Regions from separate parts of the Homo sapiens genome. Here all the other regions are linked to region 2. Evidence: chromatin loops called from intact Hi-C (ENCODE). Cell type or tissue: Caco-2. All regions are shown on one strand.

Evidence for each region. A loop is a pair of places that touch in the nucleus more often than their neighbours do. Peaks named below come from ENCODE experiments on the same cell type or tissue, not always from the same donor. Only the 100,000 strongest peaks of a DNase experiment are listed, where the experiment ranks them.
Region 1: it touches region 2 in a loop (3-fold over the local background); 5 of 110 quality-filtered maps call a loop at or near these places.
Region 3: it touches region 2 in a loop (6-fold over the local background); 2 of 110 quality-filtered maps call a loop at or near these places.

What each region holds. Positions count from the first base shown.
Region 1 is chr7:47,630,573-47,638,572 of GRCh38, reverse strand. No RefSeq gene overlaps it. Among named protein-coding and RNA genes, the nearest start is that of LINC01447, 13 kb to the right of the region's middle. RefSeq lists an enhancer at 3,187-3,898. In Caco-2, no CTCF peak of the experiment used is centred here; DNase peaks (open chromatin) are centred at 3,182 and 6,592; H3K4me3 peaks cover 775 bases.
Region 2 is chr7:47,814,673-47,822,672 of GRCh38, reverse strand. PKD1L1 (polycystin 1 like 1, transient receptor potential channel interacting) reads left to right here. Exons shown (of 57, transcript NM_138295.5): 46 at 1,487-1,597; 47 at 7,216-7,339. PKD1L1-AS1 (PKD1L1 antisense RNA 1) reads right to left here. Exons shown (of 4, transcript NR_161269.1): 3 at 4,478-4,647; 4 at 2,826-3,166. Among named protein-coding and RNA genes, the nearest start is that of PKD1L1-AS1, 23 kb to the right of the region's middle. In Caco-2, a CTCF peak has its summit at 3,144 (motif pointing right); DNase peaks (open chromatin) are centred at 3,152 and 7,561.
Region 3 is chr7:47,554,764-47,562,763 of GRCh38, reverse strand. The region is part of intron 1 of TNS3 (tensin 3); the gene reads left to right. Among named protein-coding and RNA genes, the nearest start is that of TNS3, 23 kb to the left of the region's middle. RefSeq lists enhancers at 4,246-4,973, 5,702-6,430. In Caco-2, no CTCF peak of the experiment used is centred here; DNase peaks (open chromatin) are centred at 3,938 and 4,583.

The sequences.
Region 1 (8,000 bases), 180 kb after region 2:
GGGTGGGTGAGGGGCCATAGATGGAGCTGCTGGGGCCTGCGGTGGGCAGAGGACTCCAGAGCAGAGATCAGGGACTCCTAGGGTGCTTGGGAGCACAGAGGACTGTGCCTCGGACCTCTTCCTAGGGTAAGCAAATGCCAACAATACCTGGTGTCACTGAAAAAATAGGACAATAGAAAGAAACAAGGGGAAGGGTGCCACATTTGGAGACTCTGAAAAGGCAAAACAACCAATGGAAGCTTTGTTAGATGCTGCTTCAGGGCCAAAAACCAACTGTAATAGACATTTTGGGGGCCATTGGGGACATCTGCATATGGCAGGATAGTAGATAATCCTAGGGAAGTATGGTTGATCGTTTGCGTAGGATGATGTTATTTTGGCTATGTGAAAGAATGTCTTGTCCTGGTGCAGTGGTTCACACCTGGAATCCCAGCAGTTTGGGAGGCTGAGGCAAGAGGATGCCTTGAGCCCAGGAGTTCGAGACCAGCCTGGGCAACATAGTAAGACCTTGTCTTTACAAAAAATGAACAAAAATTAGCTAGGCGTGGTGGCGCACACGTGTAGTTCCAGCTACTCAGGAGACTGAGGTGAGAGGATTGCTTGAGCCCCAGAGGTAGAGGCTGCAGTGAACCGAGCAACAGAGGGCAACAGAGAAAAACCCTGTCTTAAAAAAAAAAAAAAAGAAAGTCTTTACTTTCAGGAGAGGTGTGTTGAAATACTTAGGTCTGTAGCATCATAACTCAGTAGTTTAGTTTCAAGCAGTTCAGAAGAAAAAAGAAAATAGCAAAAAAGAAAAAACGGTAAAATGTTACTGATTACAGAATCTAGGTAGGACATATAATGGTGCATGCTGTGCTATTATTAAATATTTTTTGTTTGTTTGTTTTGTTTTGTTTTTTGAGACGGAGTCTTGCTCTGTCACCCAGGCTGGAGTGCAGTGGCACAATCTCCGCTCACTCCAACCTCCGCCTCCTGGGTTCAAGCAATTCTCCTGCCTCAGCCTCCCACGCAGCTGGGACTACAGGCACCATGCCTGGGCCACCATGCCCAGCTAATTTTTGTATTTTTAGTAGGGACGGGGTTTCACGATATTGGCCAGGCTGGTCTCAAACTCCTGACCTCGTGATCCACCCGCCTCGGCCCCCCAAAGTGCTGGGATTACAGGCATGAGCCACTGCGCCTGGCCTTATTATACATTTTCTATGTGTTGAGAGGTTCTCATCATTTAGAAGATAGAGGGGAGATGATTGAATATAGTATACCATGCATGTTAAGATATAAAATTAAATAAATGTTGGCCGTTTGCTTTCCTGCACCAGGTTTAGGTTTCTGAAATGTGTTTGTTACTATGAGGTTTCCTTTGTGAATAACTGTAAAAGTTCTGTGGCGCACAGTTGGGAATAGAAGAAAATGCAGCGGCTGGAGGAGGGGGGGTGGTGTTGTGGCCCATGGGGAGCAGGCGCGGCCCAGGGAGGCTGGGAGGCCACCACCCACAGCACTCGTAACCATAGACATTTAAATGGCATCTCCATCTCTAAACTTGGCTCCTTCTATTTTTGAAACTTTCGAACATAAAAGAGTTCATTTTTAAACAGGCTCTTCTGAGTCGGCTGAGCCTGCCCAGGCCCCAAATCCTGCACAAATGCAGCCAGCGCCTGGAGGCAGTCAGACAGTCGCAGAGTGTCTCATTTTGCTGTAAGTGACAGCCATAGCTAATGCCAGGGCGGGAAGGAAGACGCCTTCCATACCACTGGGCTGCCAGGACCTGGAAAATGTTTCTGCTTGACATCGCCATGAAAAAATAAAGCAAACGTCCTGCCCTAGAAAGAATCAGGCAGGGATGGGAGCAGAGGGCTGCTCTTTAGCCTCAAAATTATCTGGCGTTGTTTTTCTTGGATGACTGACTTTGTTAAAAGCCCCATTTCCCTTCAGATGCAGCCCGAGGATGACAGTCAAGGGTGACTCCAGCCAACAAACTCACGGGCTCCCTGTCTGTCCCCAGCCCGGGAGCCAAGACACAGAAAAGCGTTCCTGCCTTAGAGCCAAGCACCTGGCCTGGAGGTGTTTGTAAGGGGATCCCCTCCCCCGACCCCCCAGCAATGGGGAAAGTCCCCGAGACCTTGACCACTCTGCGCAGTTAATCCAGAGGCTTCCAGGACGGGGCACTGGCTGACTTCACTTTCACCTGTGGGTGCTGGACCCAGTGCACCCCCAGAGGCCAGGCAGCTTTCACTTTGGGGAATGTGGACTCTGTGGGTCCAGAAGGGCCTGTGTGGAAAAAGAAGCCAACAGTCCCTGGTTTTGTGTAAAGTCTCCTGATGTTTAAAGGCTGGCAACGAACTCAACTGAAAACAAATGCAAAAATACCACAGGCCAAACCACGGGTACAGGCTGGATGCACCCATGGGCCACCCAGTTGCTCTCTGTTTGGCTGTGACCAACTCGGCCCAGGTCCCATTTCTGGCACTCATTCCTGTTTCTTCACTTAAACAAAATGGCATGAATGCTGCCTTCTCAGGGGGCATGCTGTGAGGATGCTGTAACTTTGGAGAGTGTCTGGCCCTTTCTGGGGTGCCCCTGCTTCCTCCCTTCCTCTTTTCCCCTCCGTCTTCCCTTTCCTCCCTTCTCCCCTTCTCCCCTCTTCTCCCTACTCCCTTCTCTCCTTCCCTCACTTCTTCCTCTCCTCCTGTCTCCTTTCTCCCTCCTTCACTCCTCTTCTCCTTTCCTTCCTCCCTCCTCTTCTTTCCTTCTCCCCTCTCTTCTCCCCCATCTCTCCTTTCCCCCCTGCTTCCCTCTCCTCTCTCTCCTGTCTTCCCTCCCTCTTCCCCTCCCTCCTTCCCTGTCCTGGCCCTGAACCTTTCCCTGGGCTCCCACGCTCTGCTCAGTCTCACCTAGGCCCAGCCCATGTCTTCTCAGACAACCCAGCACCACCCCTCGACCACCTTCCACAGAGGGGGCTGCCCTTTTCAGCTCCCTTGCCAAGGGGCCGCCAGCATTTCCAGGTCAGCTCACGAATGGCAGTGTTCTCCAGCTCTTCTGTGTCAAAAACAAACACCCTCCTCCCAGCGCTGCTCCTGGCCGGCTGCCCCGCCCTCTGCCAGGCGTTTCTCAGAGGACAAGACCTAATGAGCTGGCTGCTGCCAGCCTGGTCCTCACAGTTCATCAGTAGGATTCCAGACAGGCATCAGGCTCAGGGACAGCGCAGAGACAGCTGCCTTCTCCTCTTTCCCGGAGGCACCTGAGACCTGAGCGCACCGAGGGGGCCGGTGCATGGGCTGCTCCCAGTGAGCGTGAAGTTCACGCCCAGAAGTACACCCGCCACCAGCTGCAGCAGCACAGGTTCGTCCAGCGCACCACGAGAGGCTGGGGCTCTCTGGGAGTGGAGGAGCAGGTGGGGATGAGCCTGGACTTGCACGCAGAGCTCTGGGCTCCATTAAGCCCCCGCCCCGTCCTAGCTGTGTCGTCTGGGCACGCCAGTTCTCCCTGAGCTGCTCTCCTCCTGGCAGAAGGGGGGTCATAACAGCACCAACATGCGGGATTGCGGTGAGGTCTAAACAGTCAGGCACAGGAAGCTGCACAGAGAAGATGCATGGGCAACAGCGCCCATGGAGAATCCATGCAGCCCCCTAAGAGGGGCAGAGAGCCTCCAAGCAAAAGTCATTCTATCTCAACACTCACTCCCCTGAAGACTATTCGTTCTTGGGAAATAGGATACCCAATATTGAATGTTTGTGGTCCCCTCGTAACTCACATGCTGAAGCCCTAATCCTGAATGAGATGGTGTCTGGAGATGGAGCCTTTGGGGGTGATTGGGGTTAGATGAGGTCAAGAGGGTGGGACTACCCACCACAGGATTACAAGGAGAAAAAGAGGAAAGGGATCTCCCCGCCCTCTCTCTTTCTCCCCCTCTCCCAACCAGGGCAGAAGAAGAAAAGCCATGTGAGGACACAGTAAGAAGGCGGACGTCTGTAGGCCAGGAAGAGAGTCCTCACCAGGACCCAACCATGCTGGCACCCTGGTCCTGGACTTCTGGCCTCCAGAACTGTGAGAAATAAATTTCAGTTGTTGAAGCCATCTGTGGTATTTTGTTATGGCAGCTGGAGCAGACTCAGACAATCTTTAAATACACATACTTTCAGCAGTAGCTGGCATGTCTGACCTGGCAAGATGAACTGATTGCACACTTAGGTAAACTGACTACTCATCCCAGCAAAGCCCCTAACCCTGTAACCACCCACTGAACTGACCAGACTGGTGGCTTAGCCCAGCCTTGGACAGGCAGAACTTCAGCCTTGGACACAGTCCCTGTCATCCTAAAGGAGCCTCCTTAAGGAGCACTTGTAGGACCAGAGAGAGTCAGAGTTAATAGCAATGATAGTAACTTCAATACTTTATGTGGAGCAGCTGTGTACAATGAGCTAGGGCTGGGACCAAGCATTTTATATTCATCATCTTGTTTAATCTGTGTTGTTACCTTGTGAAGAAGGTAGGATTATCTCGATTTCACAGAAGAGGAAACTAGAGATGAGATTCCCTGTCCAAGTTTACACTGCAAGTACCAGATGGACCAAGCTTCCAACCCTCCTCTCTCTGACTTTAAACCTTATGCATTCCATTAAAATTAAAGGAAAAAGAGTCATTGATCAAGGTCTTTTTCTTTCTTGAGATTTATTTGGGGTTGGGGGTGGTGTTGCTTTTTTTAAAAAAGAAGAGGCAAACATGTCTGTTAAAAACAAGCAGACAGGCCGGGTGTGTTGGCTCAAGCCTGTAATCCCAGCCCTTTGGGAGGCCAAGGCGGGTGGATCACTTGAGGTCAGGAGTTCGAGACCAGCTTGGCCAACATGGTGAAACCCTGTCTCTACTGAAAATACAAAATTAGCTGGGCATGGTGGTGCACATTTGTAATCCCAGCTACTTGGGAGGCTGAGGCAGGAAAATCACTTGAATCTGGGAGGTGGAGGTTGCAGTGAGCCAAGATAGTGCCACTGCACTCCAGCCTGGGTGACAAAGTGAGACTCTGTCTCAAAAACAAACAAACAAACAGAAAGCTCTGTTTTACCATCTTGGAGAGAACAAGCCTGAGACGGAAGGTTGGAAGCTCAAGAGGAGGTGAGGGCGCTAAGCAGGGAAAGCAGACCCCAGCAGTGGAAGTCCCTCCTGCCCCCCTCACTGTGAGCTTTGTCTTGTAAGAGTATGTGACATCGGGAGGCTGAAGCAGGAAAATGGCATGAACCTGGGAGGCGGAGCTTGCAGTGAGCCGCGATAGCGCTACTGCACTCCAGCCTGGGCAACAGAGCAAGACTCCATCTCAAAAAAAAAAAAAAAAAAAAAGAAAGAGTATGTGACATTCAGATATTGTCAGCGCAGGATACTCTGCTGTTGCTCAGAGGCTGGGGGCTCCTGCCGCGTTTGTCCACTGTCCCCTCTTCCTCATGCAGTGACTGCTGAGCCTGGAGTTCCCAGTGTTCGAGCATGGCAGAACTGGCTTAAATGGCCCCTCTCCCACTCTGCCCTTGCACCTCTCTTAACCTAACCTTGTGTCCTCATCCGTGGAGTGGGCATACAGGCCACACTGCACAGGTTTGTTGTAAAGTTGAATTAAAGGAACGCTGGAATCTGCCACCACAGTGTCTAGCACATAAGAAGACTTCGAAAGATGCCTGCTTACTTCTCTCCTTCTCTATCTACTAAGATTGTGTTGATGCCTTTTACAGTTTGGTGGGGAAGGTCAGAGGACGTGGGGAAACATGTATGTTTAGGAGAGTGTTTTGACATACACAAGAGTGGTGATTTCTTTTTTTGTTGTTGTTTTTGAGACGGAGTCTCACTCTGTTGCCCAGGCTGGAGTGCAGTGGCATGATCTCGGCTCACTGCAAGCTCTGCCTCCCGGGTTCATGCCATCCTCCTGCCTCAGCCTCCCAAGTAGCTGGGACTACAGGCGCCAAGAGTGGGGATTGCTATACGAGCCCAAAGTTCCTACAGAACCTCATTTCACCATCACTTCCTTCTCTGTTTCCTTCCCTTCCCAGCCCCCGTCAGAGGGCCTCTCAGCCCCAACCTTATGTCCCCTCCCAGGCCCCCATCCTGCCCCAGCCCCACATGGCTGCCTTCAGCCTGTTCTTCCTAAAATATTCATCTGATTGAAGCACTGCCCCCACCTCAAACACTCTGATGGCTGGACATCACCCAGGGTGCCAAATTCTGAGCCTCCACTGCCCCACGCACAGTGTGCAGCCCTGCAGCCTTCCCAGGTTCCTCTCCCACCCACCCCCTGACACCCTGGACTGACTCCCCTTACAGGAAGGCCTCCCCTGCTTCATTTTCTTCCCTACCCAAAGAGACTGCAGACATAAAAGCTCCCCCACCTTCCAGCCCAGGAGGATTCCAGTCACTTCTTCCTCATCAGGTTCCATCCCTGACCAGATGGTTATCACACTGTGTTATTTATCTATCATCTGTGTCCCCACCGAGCTCAAGCTTGCAATCCCTAAAGGTCAGAGGTTGCATCTTCAACCAGCACCCGGCACACAGCAGGTGTGCAAAAGATGCCTGCAGGAAGGCGAGCTAGTTAAGGGCCTGCTCAGCTGCCCCGAGCCAGTGCCTGGTGGCCGAACCAGCTCCAAGCTGGTTCTTGCCCATCGCACATGCCGGTGTCCCTCATTCCACATTTCCCCTTCACTGCGGGACATTTCAGCATGCTGAGTCTCCTCAGACACTAGCACAAGGGGGCAGGTGCTTACTGAAAGTCCAGCCCGGGTGCATATGTGGCCTATGTGTGCAGTGATGCACCACTTCATGGCGGGGATACGTTCTGAGATTTTGTCATTGTGCGGTCATGGAGTGCACTTACACAAACCGAGGTGGTGGAGCCTCCTACTCACCTAGGCTACACCGGACAGCAGATTGCTCCTAGGCTACAAGCCTGTCCAACGTGTTCTGGTACTGTATACTATAGGCAATTGTAACATAGTGTAAGTATTTGTGTATCTGGACCTATCTAAGCATAGAAAAAGTACAGTAAAGTTACAGTATACAAAAGATAAAAAAAAAATGGTCCACCTGGATAGGGCATTGTCAGGAATGAAGCTTGTAGGACTGAAGGCTGCTCTGGGTGAGGCAGTGAGTGAGTGGTGAGTGAATGTGAAGGTCTAAGACATTACTGTACACCTTTGTAAACTCTATAAACACTGCACTTAGTCTACAATACATTTAATTTTATTTATTTATTTTGAGATGGAGTCTCGCTCTGTTACTCAGGCTGGAGTGCAGTGGCGCAATCTCGGCTCACTGCAACCTCCACCTCCCTGGCTCAAGCAATTCTCCCACCTCAGCCTCCCAAGTAGCTGGGATTACAGGTGTGTGCCACCACACTGGGCTACTTTTTGTATTTTTAGTAGAGATGGATTTTTGCCATATTGGCCAGGCTGGTCTTGAACTCCTGACCTCTGACGATCCACCCGCTTCAGCCTCCCAAAGTGCTGGGATTACAGGCGTGAGCCACTGTACCTGGCCTAAATTTATTTTTAAATTTTCTTTCTTCAATTATAAATTAAACTTAGCTTCCTGTAACTTTTTTACTTTATAAACTTTTACATTTTTTAGCTTTTTGACTTTTTAAAATAACATCTGGCTTAAAATGCAAACACAATTTATAGCTGTACAAAAATATTTTCTCTTTTTAATATCCTTATTAAATAAGCTTTTTTCTATTTTTAAAGTCTTATTTTTAAATTTTCACATTTTTTGTTAAAAATTAACACACAGACACACTAGCCTAGGCATACACAAGGTGAGAACCATCAATATCACTGTCTTCCACCTCCACATCTCATCCCATCAGGAGGTCTTTAGGGCCAATAACATGCATGGAGCTCTCACCTGTGATAACAATGCCTTCTTCTGGATGCTTCCTGAAGGGCCTGCCTGGGGCTGTTTTACAGTTAACTTCTTTTTTATAAGCAAAAGTAAACTCTAAAATAACAATAAAAAGTATAATAGGC
Region 2 (8,000 bases):
AGAAGTCTATTCTTTCTAATTTGATCTGTAGTTTCAATGCAATACCACAGCTGTTTTTTTTTTTTTTTTTTTTTTTTTGAGACGGAGTCTCACTTTGTCACCCAGGCTGGAGCGCAATGGCGCGATCTCGGCTCACTGCAACCTCCGCCTCCCGAGTTTGAGCTGTTCTCCTGCCTCAGCCTCCCGAGTAACTGGGATTACAGGTGTCTGCCACCATGCCTGGCTCTTTTTTTTTTTTGTATTTTTAGTAGAGATGGGGTTTCACCGTGTTAGCCAGGATAGTCTCGATCTCCTGACCTCGTGATCCGCCTGCCTTGGCCTCCCAAAGTGCTGGGATTACAGGCGTGAGCTACTGCGCCCGGCAAAATACCACAAGCTTTTTTTTACAGATATTGACAAACTGATTCTAAAATTTATATGGAAAGCAAAGGAACTAGAATAGCCTAAACAATTCTGAAAACAATGAGCAAAGTCAGAGGACGCACACTATCTGAATTTAAGACATACTATACAGCTGCAGAAACCAAGGCAGCATGATATTTGGGGACAGATAGACACGCAAATCAATGGAACAGAATAGAGAACACAGGAATAGACTTACCCAAATATGCTCAACTGATTTTTTGGCAGAGAGAGAAAGATGATCCAATGGAAAAAGGATGATCTTTTAAAAATGGTGCTGGGGGCCGGGCATGGTGACTCATGCCTGTAATCCAAGCACTTTGGGAGGCCAAGGCAGGTGGATCACCTGATATCAAGAGTTTAAGACCAGCCTGCTCAACATGGTGAAACCTCATCTCTACTAAAAATACAAAAAATTAGCATGGCGTGGTGGTGGGTGCCTGTAATCCCTGCTACTCAGGAGGCTGAGGCAGGAGAATCGCTTGAACTGGGGACGGGGAGGTTGCAATGAGCTGAGATTGTGCCACTGCACTCCAGTCTAGGTAACAGAGCTAGATTGCCTCAAAAAAAAAAAAAGTGCTGGGAAAACTTGATATTGATATGCAAAATAAATAAATAAATAAACCCCAACACACATCTCACACTATTATACAAAAATTTTCTCCCAGGGATTTAAAAGCCGAGTTTCATTTAAAATCTTCTGGCCCGGCATGGTGACTCACGCTTGTAATCCCAGCACTTTGGGAGGCTGAGGCAGGTGGATCACCTGAGGTCAGGAGTTCTAGACCAGTCTGGCCAATATGGAGAAACCCCGTCTCCACTAAATATACAAAAGTTAGCCGAGCGTGGTGGCACGTGCCTGTAGTCCCAGCTACTCGGGAGGCTGAGACAGGAGAATCGCTTGAACCCAGGAGGCAGAGGTTGCAGTGAGCCAAGATTGTGCCACTGCACTCCAGCCTGGGTGACAGAGTGAGACTCCGTCTCAAAAATAATAATAATAATAATAAATCTTTTGCAAATTGAAGCACTCAGGTACCTACATACAGGGTCTGTATGGATGCTAACTTAAAAACTCTTCTTACAGAGACATTTCCATGGACATCCTCATGCTGCTTCTGCTTTTGTGTGTAATATATGGGAGATTTTCCCAAGATGAATACTCCCTCAATCAAGCTATCCGGAAAGAATTTACAAGGTAGGAGGTTTGGGTAACTCTTCCAGATCTGGGGCCATTGCACTATTCCATAGCCTGTGTGCACCTTCCCCATGTTTCACATCCCACATATGAAATACTGGAAAGATTGTCACCATTTCCCTGGTAGTAATAAAACCCCCTTCCATTCACAGACTTTGGACACGTTCTTAGCATCTCGTTTGGGGTAAATAGCAAAACAAGGATATTTGAAGGAATTTTAAGTTCTGTGCCAAAACAGGGTCTTGCAGTTTCTTTTTTGCTGGAGACCTCAGAGTTCTTCTATCAAAGCCTATGGTTGCAGTTCGTAATAACTGACACTCAATTTCTAACAGTTTTTTTTTTTCCTTTTTGAGACAGTTTTGCTCTTGTCACCCAGGCTGGAGTGCAATGGCGCCATCTCAGCTCACTGCAATCTCCACCTCCCAGGTTCAAGCGATTCTCCTGCCTCAGCCTCCCAAGTAGCTGGGATTACAGGCATGTGCCACCACGCTTGGCTAATTTTTTTGTATTTTTAGCAGAGATGGGGTTTCACCATGTTCGTCAGGCTGGTCTTGAACTCCTGACCTCAAGTGATCCACCCGCCTCGGCCTCCCAAAGTGCTGGGATTACAGGTGTGCGCCACTACGCCCGGCCTTCAGTTTCTAACACCTCTCAAGTTCTTGATCATTTCTCAAGCTGTTCATTTGCTTCTTCCTCCTTCTTTCTATAAGTAGTAGATGTTGATCATAGGTAAATCTAGCAGAACTGAAAAGTGTAAAGCAGAAAAATTTCCGTGATACCACCAGGCAAAGGCAAGCATGATAGCATTTTGTTGTGTCATATTTCTTTTCCATGTCTCAGTGCTTCTAAAATTGGGATGCATATTGTCATCAACAGGTGCATTTAATGTAGTCTTCTTTTTTTTGAGAGTTGTTCTTGAATCCATGGTTAGGCTTTATTTTCACCTGCCACAAACAGTCAGTCTGATAGTCCTTTCAAGGCAGTGTGGCTTTGAATTATAAAGTGCATGATATGAAATAATATTGGTTCTTTGCTATGATTTCAATGCTGGTAAATACAATAATTCAGTGTGTTCCAGGAGTTACCTTATTTACTCTGGTGAATATTTAAAGACACATTTATGCAGCAACTCTATCAGTGTGTTTGTTGCCTTTGACTAAGTAATTCAATTTGACGTAAATACTTTTTGGTTGGATTTTTTGGCAGAAGTGAGTGGCTGGAAAGTCAATTTAATCTTATCAATTATTTCAGAACATATTTATCTTTATTTTTGTGAGAGAGGGTTATTCATACGCAGCAAGATAATGGCTAATGGATATTGTCCCCTTTGTCAGTGTTGTGACCCACTCGTAAGGTAAGACCTGGAAGTCCCAGTGCTATGAGTCTGGGTGTTCTGTAGCTCAGTAATCCAAGTTGTTTTGTTTTTTTTTTTCTGCTGAGCATTGTAATAGTGAAATTAAGTGGAATTTTCTGCCTCCTCATTTGTGAAACCAGCAGTTATTTCCATCCATGACCAACTTTTCAGCTCTCCTATCCGTGCAAGTGCACAGCCTGTGCCAGTAGGTGGTGCTGTGTGCAAAACAAAGTGATAATTTGGGTCCTCAATGGAAATGGAAATCTAAACATGAAAAACCTCTGGCTTTTGCTAGTTTATTTTTCATCTCACATTTCACAAGTCAACATTATTTGACATATTTCTCATATGAATTGTTGCTTCTTGATATTCAAATCAGAAATATCGCAGCTGAGATAATGTTTGTGAGATCTCTCAGGTGCACATGAGATTGATGTGCTCACATTCACAACTCCTGGATTTACATAGACCTTATGTTTCCCATAGGGATGCAAAACCTCACTGCCTCTGGGTGCTCTGGCCACCAGGCAGGGATATTCAAGTATCCTGGTTGGTAATGGAATGTTTAAAGTGGACCCTCTCCGTCTCACCCCCTAGCCCCCAATACCTAATCCTGAAACATCAACAACAACTTAGGGTTTGGCATTTACTAGCATTCCAGATAGAGAAGCTAAATAAGCCCAGGAGTGGAAATGGATGAAACAGAGTTCCGAGACTGGGCCCCCAACTCATGTTTGGTTGCCAGGTGACTCTGGCAAGTGCTCGGACTTAGCATCTTCATCTATAAAGGGAGGGAACTGGACTACTGAGTAGTCATTGCGTTCTTGGATTTTGCCATATTTAAGTTGTATTTGAAGTGTTTCTGAACTTATGAAAGACTTCATGAAGTTCCAAAAAAAAATAATAAAACAAAAAATAAACCAGCAAATAAAGCACCAATCAATGAAGCAAGCGTTCTATCCAAGTGCCATAAAAGTAAAATAACAGCTGATTTTATCTTTTGCATTGTTTAGCCAGCTTTGTGGGCTTATTTTATATAATTGCGGTAACTAATACAGACAGGGCCAGAATACTCCTGGCTCATTTGGTTCACTACCTGCACTTTGGGTGTGCCAGGAGTGAGGTGTGAGATGTCTGCAGTCTGGCCATTGGGCCTTTTGGCTTTGGGTTATTTTCAGGGCTTTTTAACTTAGTTTCTTAATGTTATTCCAATAGGGAAGCAAGTGTCAAGAAGTGATACCATTTCCCCGAAAGTGGTGCAAACTCAACATGGCTATAATGTCTATACTTTATTCTTTAAAAACACAGAAAATGGATCATATTAGTTGCTATAAATGTACAATGTTTGTCGTCAAATCATCTTGCTTCCCACAGCAGATGCTCAACACTTTCCTCTGTTGAAAATTCACCTCCAGCCATCCTTTGCCTCTTTCCTACCCTCCCGCCCTTTTCACTGCATCTCTGTGCCCCCTGGCTCATTCTTCCTTTCCTTTGGCGTGAATATTTGCAGAGATGTATCTGCTCACCTTATGCCTCCCATCTCTGTCTCCATCTGTGTTCTCCTTTCCTGATGCCTCTCTGTTGCTTCATTCCACCCTCTGGGTGCTCTGGCAGGCCTCCAATTTGCTCTGCATTTGATAGTTTGACAAAACTTGTAGAGAAGTCCAGAGTTAAGAACCAGCACCCAATAAAAGACCTGCAAAGATTAAGTTCTAAAGATGTATAAACCAATGAAGATCAAATACTTGAAAGGATAAGAGATCATTTCTTCGTAAGAAAAAAGAAATAAAACCAGTCAGATAAATTAATTCACTAGACTTTTACTCATACATGCTATGGAAATTTTTTTTTTGAGACAGAGCCTTGCTCTGTTGCCCAGGCTGGAGTGCAGTGACGCGATCTCGGCTCACTGCAGCCTCTGCCTCCCGGGTTCAAGGAATTCTCCTGCCTCAGCCCCCCAAGTAGCTGAGACTACAGGCGCCCATCACCATGTCTGGCTAATTTTAGTGTTTTTAGTAAAGACGGGGGTTTAGCCATATTGGCCAGGCTGGTCTCAAATTCCTGGCCTCAAGTGATCTACTCACCTCGGCCTTCCAAAGTGCTAGGATTATAGGCCTGAGCCACCGTGCCCAGCCATATGGAAATTTTCGAACACATTTATAGTATATACAGATTATTGGTTGAGGCTACTGCATCTCTTTATTACTCTATACACTAGTGACATTTATTTGTCTTTGATTTTTTTAATATTGTCCAATTATTGTCATGACTATCAGGTTTTTAAAAACTTTTTCTAAATTATCTGCAAAATCTGCTCTGAATCAACAGTGGAGTGTCCGTTCTACACCTTACCTGTAAACATAGTCTTTGTGGTGTGCTGGAAACAGTTAATAACTGGAGAACAAAAGCACTGATTTATAGCATCTGCCAGCCAATTTCCGTGGTGTAAATCCTCCCACCATGGTTTTTTTGTTTGTTTGTTTGTTTGTTTTAGATGAAGTCTCACTCTGTCACTGAGGCTGGAGTGCAGTGGCATGATCTTTACTCACTGCAACCTCTGCCTCCTGGGTTCAAGCGATTCTCCTGCTTCCTGAGTAGCTGGGATTACAGGCGCGTACCATCACGCCCAGCTAATTTTTTGTATTTTTAGTAGAGACAGGGTCTCATCATTTTGGCTAGGCTGGTCTCAAACTCCTGACCTCAGATGATATGCCTGCCTCAGCCTCCCAAAGTTCTGGGATTACAGGCATGAGCCACCACGCCCGGAACCACCATGGTCTTTCACACCACCAATGTGACATCACTGAACATGGAGTTGGGAGGAGTTGTGCAAAATTGGCTCTCACAGTAAGAGTCGGCTCCAGGCCTGCTGTCTACAGCCCAACTTTGCTCTCAAGCCTCGTTTACCAAAGCCATGGCCATCATCTGAATGATTCATAGTGTGTTCATTCTTTGGAGTAGTCTGGATCTGGTGCTGGACCAGGCATTCAACTGTGTGTACTTGGGTGACTTTCTAACTTCTTCTCACCTTATGACAAAATTCCTTTTCCTGAGAACTATTTTGGTCTCCCCTTTTTGTGGAGAGAAACCTGGATGAAACAGCCACATCAGAGCCATTTCTGTTTGCTGAGGGCATGTTGATGAGCACCCCATCCTTTCCATTCTTCAGTGACTCTTCATGGGAAGCTATGTATGAGAAAGTTTTTTAGAGTTAGGTGAGAGGTACTTTGCTTTCTCGTAGGAACACTTGATTTTATCCTTTTGCCTCTGGCTGTAGCTCAGAGCCAAATGGACACCCTGCTGCTGCCATGCACAGCCTTGGCCTGTGCATGTGGCTTTATAGCAGTGTCTGAGCAAACTAAAAATGATAAATTTCATTCATTTGATGTTATTTCAGTGCTCCCTTAAATCAGTTCCTTGGTGGAAAAATGAAGCATATCTATAAACATAATGAAGAAGTTAATTGGAAAGAAAACAGACTAGTGTTTGTGCCAACACTGCACTTCATCTATGTCTTCACATCTGCCACTCACAGGCATCTTGGGAGGCCAGTCACATGCTGCGCCCAGTCGGCAGTCAGTGCAGAGAGAGGACTGGGTCTTGGTCTGTGTGTCCCAGAGCCTCCCTTGTTTACCCTAGCCCCGGCGCTCCCTCTGCACCAGCCCTGTGGCCCCGACACCTTCCCACCCTTCAGGCTTGCGGAAGCCCTCGCCGTCCCCTCTGCCTTTAATACCCTCTCTCAGATGACCACGGGCTCCACCCTCACCTTCAGGTCTTTGCTAGACATCACCACCTACTGAAGCTTCCATGGCTGCTTGAACATCTGCTTACCCCACCACTTGCCTGTCTTTCCTGCTTTTTTTTTTTCCTCCTTCATATTTGTCACAACATAGTATATGTTTGCTTATTTGTCTTATTTGTTGCCTGTTTCCCCATAGGAGGGCAGAGAATTGATTTTCTGTTTCCCAGTGCCTAGAAGAGTGCCTGACACCTAGTAGTTGCATAGTAATGTTTGTTGAGTGACTGATGGAGTGAGCAAATGAACAAGTGCTTCACCCGCCATTCTCTCTTATCTCCTGCTACTAAGGAGCAAAGTGAGTTCCAGGGTTTCATGCTTCACGCTGCAAGCAGCTTGAGTTTAATTCCTGCAGAGTACCTGAAATCTGAATGAGAGAAAAATTGGCAAGAAAACATGCTTTTGTTCTCACGTTTCATTGTTCTTGTTGATGCAGAAGCAACTTTTTATTTTTGTTCTTGCATTAAGAAATGCCAGAAACTGCTTGGGTGGCCTGAGAAACATCGCTGACTGGTGGGACTGGAGTCTGACCACACTTCTGGATGGCCTGTACCCGGGAGGCACCCCGTCAGCCCGTGTGCCGGGGGCTCAGGTGAGCTTTCCGTCTCCTCTTCATAGGAGATCATCTCAGAAAAGCTATCTTGCAGTGGGTGAAACAGTCACTAATGCTGAACTGCAGCACTGCATAGGTTCTTGAATGACCATGCAGGTGTAAGGCCGGTGGCTCTCCAGTGGGTCCCAGCAGAGCATCCTGTTCCTTTCCTGCCAGAACCCATTGGCCCCATCCCATTACACCCTGCTGAGCTGCACGGGATTCTCCAGATTCCTGTGCTTCCCAGGCCTGAGATAGACACAAGGGCTATGGCAGAGCCTCAGGAGCCCTCAGGCTGATGGGGTGGGAGGTCAGGAAATGGAAGATTCTAGTTCCGTGTGCAAAATACCCTGACAAGGAAACACAAGAACCACCCCAAAACAGAGGAAGTGCAAGGAAGCTTCCAGAAAGAGGTGAGGTTGATCCCAAGTTCGGAAGAAAAAGTTAATATGCATTTTGCATAATCCCATTCCTTGCTCAGCTTTTATTTTCAACCCCTTTCCCATGTTTAAAAATGAAATATCCTGGGCGCGGTGGCTCACACCTGTAATCCCAGCACTTTGGGAAGCTGAGGCAGGTGGATCACGAGGTCAGGAGTTCGAGACCAGCCTGGCCAACATGGGGAAACCCTGTCTCTACTAAAAATACAAAAGTTAGCTGT
Region 3 (8,000 bases), 260 kb after region 2:
CAGCATCTCCAAGGATGTCCCATAAACTTGGTTGCAGAGTTTTGTGAAATGTTGCACTCCAGTAGAAGGCAGCAGACTAGGCCTGGTGCGGTGGCTCATGCCTGTAATCCCAGCACTTTGGGAGACCAAGGCGGCAGATCACCTGAGGTCAGGAGTTTGAGACCAGCCTGACCCATATGATGAAACCTCATCTCTACTAAAATACAAAAATTAGCCGAGTGTGGTGGTGGGCACCTGTAATCCCAGCTACTTGGGAGGCTGCGACAGGAGAATCGCTTGAACCCGGGAGGCGGAGGTTGCAGTGAGCCGAGATAGCGCCATTGCACTCCAGACTGGGCAACAAGAGTGAAACTCCATATGGGAAAAAAAAAAAAAAAAGGCAGCAGATGAGACTGAAGGGTGTGACCTTTCAAGTGTTTATCCACCTTTGACCAAATAAATCTAATTCCATCTCTTTGAGTCTACTTAAGATAACTATCAATGATAAAGATTTTTTTTGCAGAACTCTGTTGAGGAAAAATGAGCTGGCTTTTCCATTTCCAGAATGATCTCCGGGTCAGAGACATACACTGGGTCAGTCCAGGGAGGGGAGGCCACTCCTCCCCTGGATGGTCAGGGTGCACAGGGAATTTTTGCCATCATTACTGCAATGGAGAAATGTTTACCTATCAAACTGTATTGCAACTGTGCTTCAATTACTTGCCACCTTGGGCTGTTAGTAAGGATTGACCTATTCAGGTTACCAGTAGACTAAGTGGCTGAACCAGCTATCTACTGTGAAGCAGACTAAATAACTTAGTGGTTTAAAGGAAAACAAATTCTTTCTTGAGGTCTAGTGGGCTAGCTGCATGGGAGCTGTGCTCAGCAGGTCTTCACAGCCTGGCCTTTCTGTCTGCATAGTCCTGCTTCTTAGCAGGTTTATCTCAGGTCACCCAAGGGCAAAGGCAGAAGCTGCAGGCAACACCTCAGGTTCTATTCCATTGGCCAAAGCAAGACCAGCTCGGATGCCAGGGTTAGGAAATAGATTCCACCTTTTGACGAGTCTTGGGAGAGAAATATTGTGGCCATGTTTTTCATTCTAAAATGTTGCTTGACTCTTCCATTTACTTATTCAGCAAATTTTATTTTAAAAATTGGCCCCTTGCTGATACCTGCAACCCACCTAAGGAATGACACAGCCTCACACTTCTGAGGTGACTGCATGATTTGGCTATGAGCTTCCTAGTAGCCATTGTGATGAGGGAAACAATGGTTTTGAATTGTTTTTTGGTATCTAAGCGATTTAAAAAAAAGAGTTAAGAAAAACAGATAATGAACAGAAACAAGTTATTCTGGAAAGTAGAGAAGTTTCTGAGGCTGAATCCTGAGGTGGGTGGTCCCATAGGGTCCCTGCATAGTCCTCAGCATACCCTGCACCCACCACATTAGAGAAGTGGAACACAACAGTCTCTAACACTCCCAGTGGTGGCCAAAGGCAGTGTGATAAGATTCAGGCCCCTAAGAATAAGGTGCCAGGGATTTGAGCATCCTGTGCTCCATGTGTCCAACTCTGAGACACAAGGACAAAGCACTAGAATATTGCACTCGAGCTACAGAAGAATAAACCTAGGTGTGTGGGACTACAGAGGCATGAGCATCTGTCCTAGCTTACCCTCTGAAGTTTGCCCAACCAGCGTCGCACCACGTCCTATCCCTATTACCCTAGACAAAGAGGTGACCACGCTGTGCCTCAGTTTACTTCTGGTGTTACAGTGATATTTTCATGAAGTCACACCTGAAAATCCCTGGGGTGAGCAGTCACTGTGACCTGACATCAGAGGCCAGGGGTCTGGCAGTTGTGTATGGGGACACCCATGGCCTGCCTGATGTGGGGGTCACACAAGGTCACACAGGGTTGCTTGGGGATTACAGCCTGTTTCTAGATGGATCTGGTGGCGCCTGGGTTCCTCACTGAGGACTTGGAGGCTCCAGGCTCCAGGACATTCCCAAGTCCCCCAGCCAGGACCTCAGAAAGGACACTGTTCTGGGTGGGTTTGAGAGGAGCAAGTTAGGGGTGCTGAGAGGTGGGGCTGCTGTTGCCCCTGGAAAGGGGGTCATTTGTAGGCTGATGTCTGTGCTGGGATCCCAGTTCGAGGGTTGCAGGAGCAGCCAGCGGGACCACAGGCAGAGTCGGCCAAGGACTGGTTGCCCCTGACAGCAGCAGAGAGGTGGACAAGGGAGTCTGGGGAGAATGCCACCGGGTGAGAAGTTAGGTTTAGGGCTTTGGTTGGGCAGATTTATGGAAGACATGAAAACACCAGGTTTTGGACAGAGTGATATCTTAATTGGTTTGTGCTGCTACAACCTGATACCTTAGATTGGGCAATTGATAGACGACAGGAATTTATTTCTCACAGTTCTGGAGGCTGGAAGTCCAAGATCAAGGCCCTCGGTGTCTGGTGAGGGCCTGTTTCCTGGTTCATAGATGGTGACTTCTATGTGCCCTCACATGGTAGAGGGGTGAGGGAGCTCCCTGGGGTCATTATTATGAGGCCCTAAGCCCATCCTGAGGCTCCAGCCTCATGACCTAACCACCTTCCTGAGGCCCCAGCTCCTCATACCATCACCTTGGGGTTCAGGTCTTCAACATAGGAATTGGGGGTAGGGGGGCGGGTCACAGACATTCTGACCATGGCAATGATGCAGAAAAGCCCAGTTTGAGGTGGGCTGCAAAGGGAGACCCGCGGCCGGCTCTTGCAGTCCTGCGGGGGTGGAGCAGGTGGTGTAGACCCAGCTTCCTACCTTGGGGCCCCAGTGGCCCTCAGCAGCATCGTGAATCCCTTCATGCTAGGTGTAGTGTGTGTGGATTGTTCTCAGGGTTTGTAGCTTCATCAGATCATCAGGGCTGCTCGACCGCCGAATGTGAAGGCCAGGGTTTCCTTGTCCTATGCTACAGCAGCTCTCTCTGCGTGTCCTGGTCCCCAGGCTGCCCATTGCCCTGATGAAGATGCATGGTGGAGCTTGGGCCTGGAATGAGGGGGAGTGGAAGGAGGTGAGTGCAGAGATGGACAAGGGCCCCAGGGAGACTGGGGCCATAGGATGCTGTGAACTTTGATGGAGGCCTCAGAGATGTAGAGCAGGAGGGCTGGCCTCTCGTAAGATTGGCTCCTGTGGCTCTTGTTTTAGCCCCTTCCAGCCCCCATCCCTGCCTCTTGTTCTCCATTCTCTGCATAGTCCTGGGGTGCGTAAAGATGATGTGACGAGGCTGAGGCACCGCCCTGCACCAGAAAGTTCTTGGAACTCGCCAAGGGCACATTCCTAAGATGCAATGTTGTGAAGCCACCTCTGCTGTCCCTTGGAGAATTCTCCCGCTCCCATTATTAAAAATCTGAACATGTGTCTTGATGTCTGTTTATTTATTTATTTATTTTTTGTGAGATGGAGTTTTGCTTTGTTGCCCAGGTGTGAGTGCAGTGGCGTGATCTTGGCTCACTGCAACCTCCACCTCTCAGGTTCAAGCAGTTCTTCTGCCTCAGCCTCCCAAGTAGCTGAGACTACAGGCGCGCGTCACCATGCCTGGCTAATTTCTGTATTTTTAGTAGAGATGGAGTTTCACCATATTGGCCAGACTGGTCTCAAATTCCTGATCTCATGATCCGCCCACCTTGGCCTCCCAAAGTGATGGGATTACAGGTGTGAACCACCACGACCTGCCTGTCTGTATATTTAAATATGCATTAAACATGGGGTTGGAAGAGTGACATGGGAGGTCTATATACACGGGCGTTGCGAGATTTGCTTCTGCCTTCCAGTGCTTTCCCTTGGGCTCCCTCTGGGGAGATTTCGGCTCTGGGAGATTTGCGGCCAGTTTTGCCATTACCAGGTGAGTGGAAGGGCTCGAGGGGGTCATGCAAAGCTTCCTCCTGCTCATGGCCTTGGACATAACCAAGGAGGGCTTGGACTTGGACCCTGAGCAGGGTTTTCCTGCAGGTGTACACAGAGGAATGTCCCATAGGGTGGCTGTGTGGGAGAGTGGGACCCTGGGGAGGCAGAGCTGGGACCCTCTGCTGAGGGGGGCCCCAGGCAGTGGGCCTTGTCCTCTCCTCATGCGTGGGAAACCTGCCCAGGGAGGCTGTGGTTATTTTGTCCCAGTTTTTCCATCGACGAAACAGGAGTCGGTGGAAATTTGCAAGTAGGTGATGGGAGAGGTGGGCCTGAACCCCAAGTCCTTAGAATGAAAACCTGGGCCTTTCTTGGTCCCTGCAGGTGTGCTCCACTGCAGGGTGGGGAGGTGCTGGGGTCGGCCTCTTTGAAGTTGGGCTGATGGACACAAAGGGGTTGGGGTTGGTGGAGGCACCCACTCTTGCATGGAGGAGGGTGTGGGACCCTCTGCCAAGTGTCAAGTTAGCCTGAAATGAGGCACAGACTGGGAGCTTTGCTTTTTGCCCTGGGGTAAGAATAAAAGAAGAAAACAATGCAGGCCGAGGAAGCATTCCTAGGAGGTGGCGCAGCCTCTTTGATCCTCCTCGGCACCGGCTTGCTGTAGCTTGCTCTTATCAGGACGGCAAATACCCTGTTTCCTTTTATGTTGGGAACCTACAAGAGGCTCTGATGCTAGAATCGGGCTCCCTCATTCTTGCCTGCAGGAAGCAGTGTCCTGTATACAGGCGTCAGCACCCACATGGGGGTGGACAGTGGAGGGCCAGCCTGGGCCTGCCTCGTGTGCTCAGGCCTCCTTGGTGGGGGTGGGAGTGGTGCAGAAGTTCTCGTCATTTGTCATTTGCCAGAGGGACGATGGGCAGACAGCAGAGATGTCCCGAGGCCTGCTCACCGCAGGCCTTCTACGCAGCCCTCTGGAAAAGAGGCCATCCTTCCAGTTTGGAGACTTCCTCTGGAGAATTCCATGACACACATTCTTGAACTGTGGATGTAATCCAGTAAGGCGTGGTTCATGGCATGTGGTGTGGAATAATTCATTGTTGGACAGTTTGCTCTAGGAATGGCGTGGCCTCCCTACCTCCTCCCACTACATGCTAGTGGCCACCCCAGTGGTGGTGATGGTTAAAATGTCCTCACATTTCCAAATGTCCCCAGCGCCTCCAATTATTAGTAGGCAGAGAAGTCAGTTGGCACTTAAAAAAACAAACTAGGATGAAAAATCCCAGAGAGTATTCTGCCAGTTGCCACGTCATATTCCCATAAAACCTTCAGTTATTTACCCATATGGGTGCTTTACCTGGTTGTTACTTAAGATAGATTTCTGTATGTGTTGCAAGGAAAGGCATTGCAGAAATGGACAGGACCATTTTTTTCGTTCCACATTGTGACTCTTCCTTTCCTGTATTTGAAAGATTAAAAGATAGCACCCCCTAGATGGGTGAGGGTTGGGTTAAATAGTAGTGTTGGGACAGAAAGGTCCATTTGTGAGCTCGCTGCAGGCAGGTTTGATGGTTCTGGTGGAAGTAGCCTTGGCGGCTGCTGGTTTTCAAAGCCTCTGACAAAGCTGTGCATATCACCCGTGACTGCACCCTGAGGAAAGACGAAAAGTCAGCCTCTCCCTTACGTAGGACGCTTGTAAACTTTCCCAGACGCACTGTTGGTCTTAAGGATTGTTCTGACCCTGGACATTTGCAGGACTTGTCCAAGGTGGATCTGAGCCTCCTCATGTGCTCCAGGCAGAGATCAGGATTCGGATGCATCACCAACTGGTGGAAGATGGGGACTAGGCACCCTGCACACCCTGCACAGGTCAGGTTCTGTTGCTCCCCGCCCCCGCTGCTCCTGGTTATCGTCTGTGGGGGGCATGGCTTGGTGGCAGGGACTGGAGGACAGAGGGCTGGGAGTAGGGCCTCTTGGCTGCAACCTGCCCTTCTGCCCAGCACCGTTGCATTGAGAATCGCCAGGTGCCATTCCTTCCTTGCATGCCATGCTCACTGTACCAAAGACTTGTGGAGTTTTGCCATTTGGGTTTATGGGAGGTTGCATTCCCCTCAGCCCAGCCAGTGAGAGCGGGCAGCGTCTGGCCTGGGGCCCGCACTTTGCAGCCCCTGAAGATCTCAGCTGTTATGCCTCTGCTTTGCTTCCCTCAGCTTGGGAAGCTTCACTCGCCCCTGCCCCCAGAGTGTGACTCAGATGTACCCACTGACCGGAGGAACTTGTTGGGAGGAAGTCACAATTATGGGCTTAGGGAAAGAAAAGTCAAACAACCAACAAAATAATAATCATGCTCGCCTGTGGATTGGGCCTAAGGGATGTGGGGCCCTCTGTCGTCCTCGGTTCCCTACCTCAGAGCTTCAGATGCCCAGACTCAGGCCGGAGGCTCCTAGGGCCCCAGGACAGGCAGAACACCCACATTCATGGGGGTGCAGAGTTGTCCCCAGATGGCCTGGAGAGACCCCTGCTCAGGGGGTCTTGGCCCTTAGTGTGTCTCAGGATGAGGACTCTAAATAATCTATCTGGGAACCTCCTTAGAGTAGCTGACTTGTTTTACTAAAGGTAATTTTTTAAAAATCACGTTTTGATTTTAAAGTGTCTCCAGGATCTTCTGCAGTTTACTAGAACCTCTTACTGCTCAATTGTCAACAGGGTTATTCTACAAAAGAGGGCATGTGGGTTCAAGGAGAATCTGAACATGGGATTCACACACTGAACTCCAACTGGTTGCCTCCGCCTTTGTGTGTGTTTATATGCGTATGTGTGTATGTAAGTGCACGTTCCTAAATGTATATGTACACAAGTGTATGTGTGTCCACATGAACACACACATGTATACCGTGCATGCATGCATGCACACCTACATGTATGTGTCTATGTGCATGTAATGTGCATGTGTGTATTATGTGTGTGCAGGCTTACTTTGGAGATACTGCAGTTTGGTGCCAACTGGACCATTGCAATAAAATGAATATTGAGATAAAGTAAGTTGCACACATCTTTTAGTTTCCCAGTGCATATAAAAGTTGATTATACTAAGCTGTAGTTATATTAAGTGTGAAAATGGCAGTATGTCTAGAAAAACAATGTACATGTCAATTTAAAAATGCGTTATTGCTAAAGAATGGTAACAATCATCTGAGCCTTCAGCAAGTTAAAATCTTTTTGCTGATGGAAAGTCTTGCCTACAAGTTCATGGCTTTGGACGGATCAGTAGCTACTGAAGGTTGGGGTGGCTGTGGCAATTCCTTAAAATAAGACGATGATAAAGTTTGCCACGTCAGTTGACTCCTTCATGAAAGACTTCTCTGTAGCATGTGATGGTGTTTAATAGCATTTTATCCACGGTAGAACTTTTTTCAAAATTGGAATTAGTCCTTTCAAACCCTCTTGCTGCTTTATTACATTTACACAATTACATTTGTGTAACTTTCTTTTTTTTTTTTTTTTGAGACAAAGTCTTGCTCTTGTCCCTCAGGCTGGAGTGTGTTGGCATGATTTCAGCTCACTGCAACCTCCGCCTCCTGGGTTGAAGCGATTCTCCTGCCTCAGCCTCCCAAGTAGCTGGGATTACAGGCGCCTGCCACCACACCCGGCTAGTTTTGGTATTTTTAGTAGAGACAGGGTTTCACCGTGTTGGCCAGGCTAGTCTGGAACTCCTGACCTCAGGTGATCCACCCGCCTCAGCCTCCCAAAGTGCTGGGATTACAGGCTTGAGCCACCACGCCCGACCACATTTGTGTAATTTTCTAAATATTTTGTTGTTATTTCAATAATATGTACAGCATCTTCTTTATCAAGGGTAGATTCCATTCTTTTTTTTTTGAGACAGAGTCTCGCTCTGTTGCCAGGCTGGAGTGCAGTGGCGCAATCTCGGCTCACTGCAACCTCTGCCTCCCGGGTTCAAGCGATCCTCCTGCCTCCGCCTCCTGAGTAGCTGGGATTACAGGCGCACACTACCATGCCCAGCTAATTTTTGTATTTTTAGTAGGACGGGGTTTCACCATGTTGGCCAGGATGGTCTCCATCTCTTGACCTTGTGATCCACCTGCCTCAGCCTCCCAAAATGCTGGGATTACAGGTGTGAA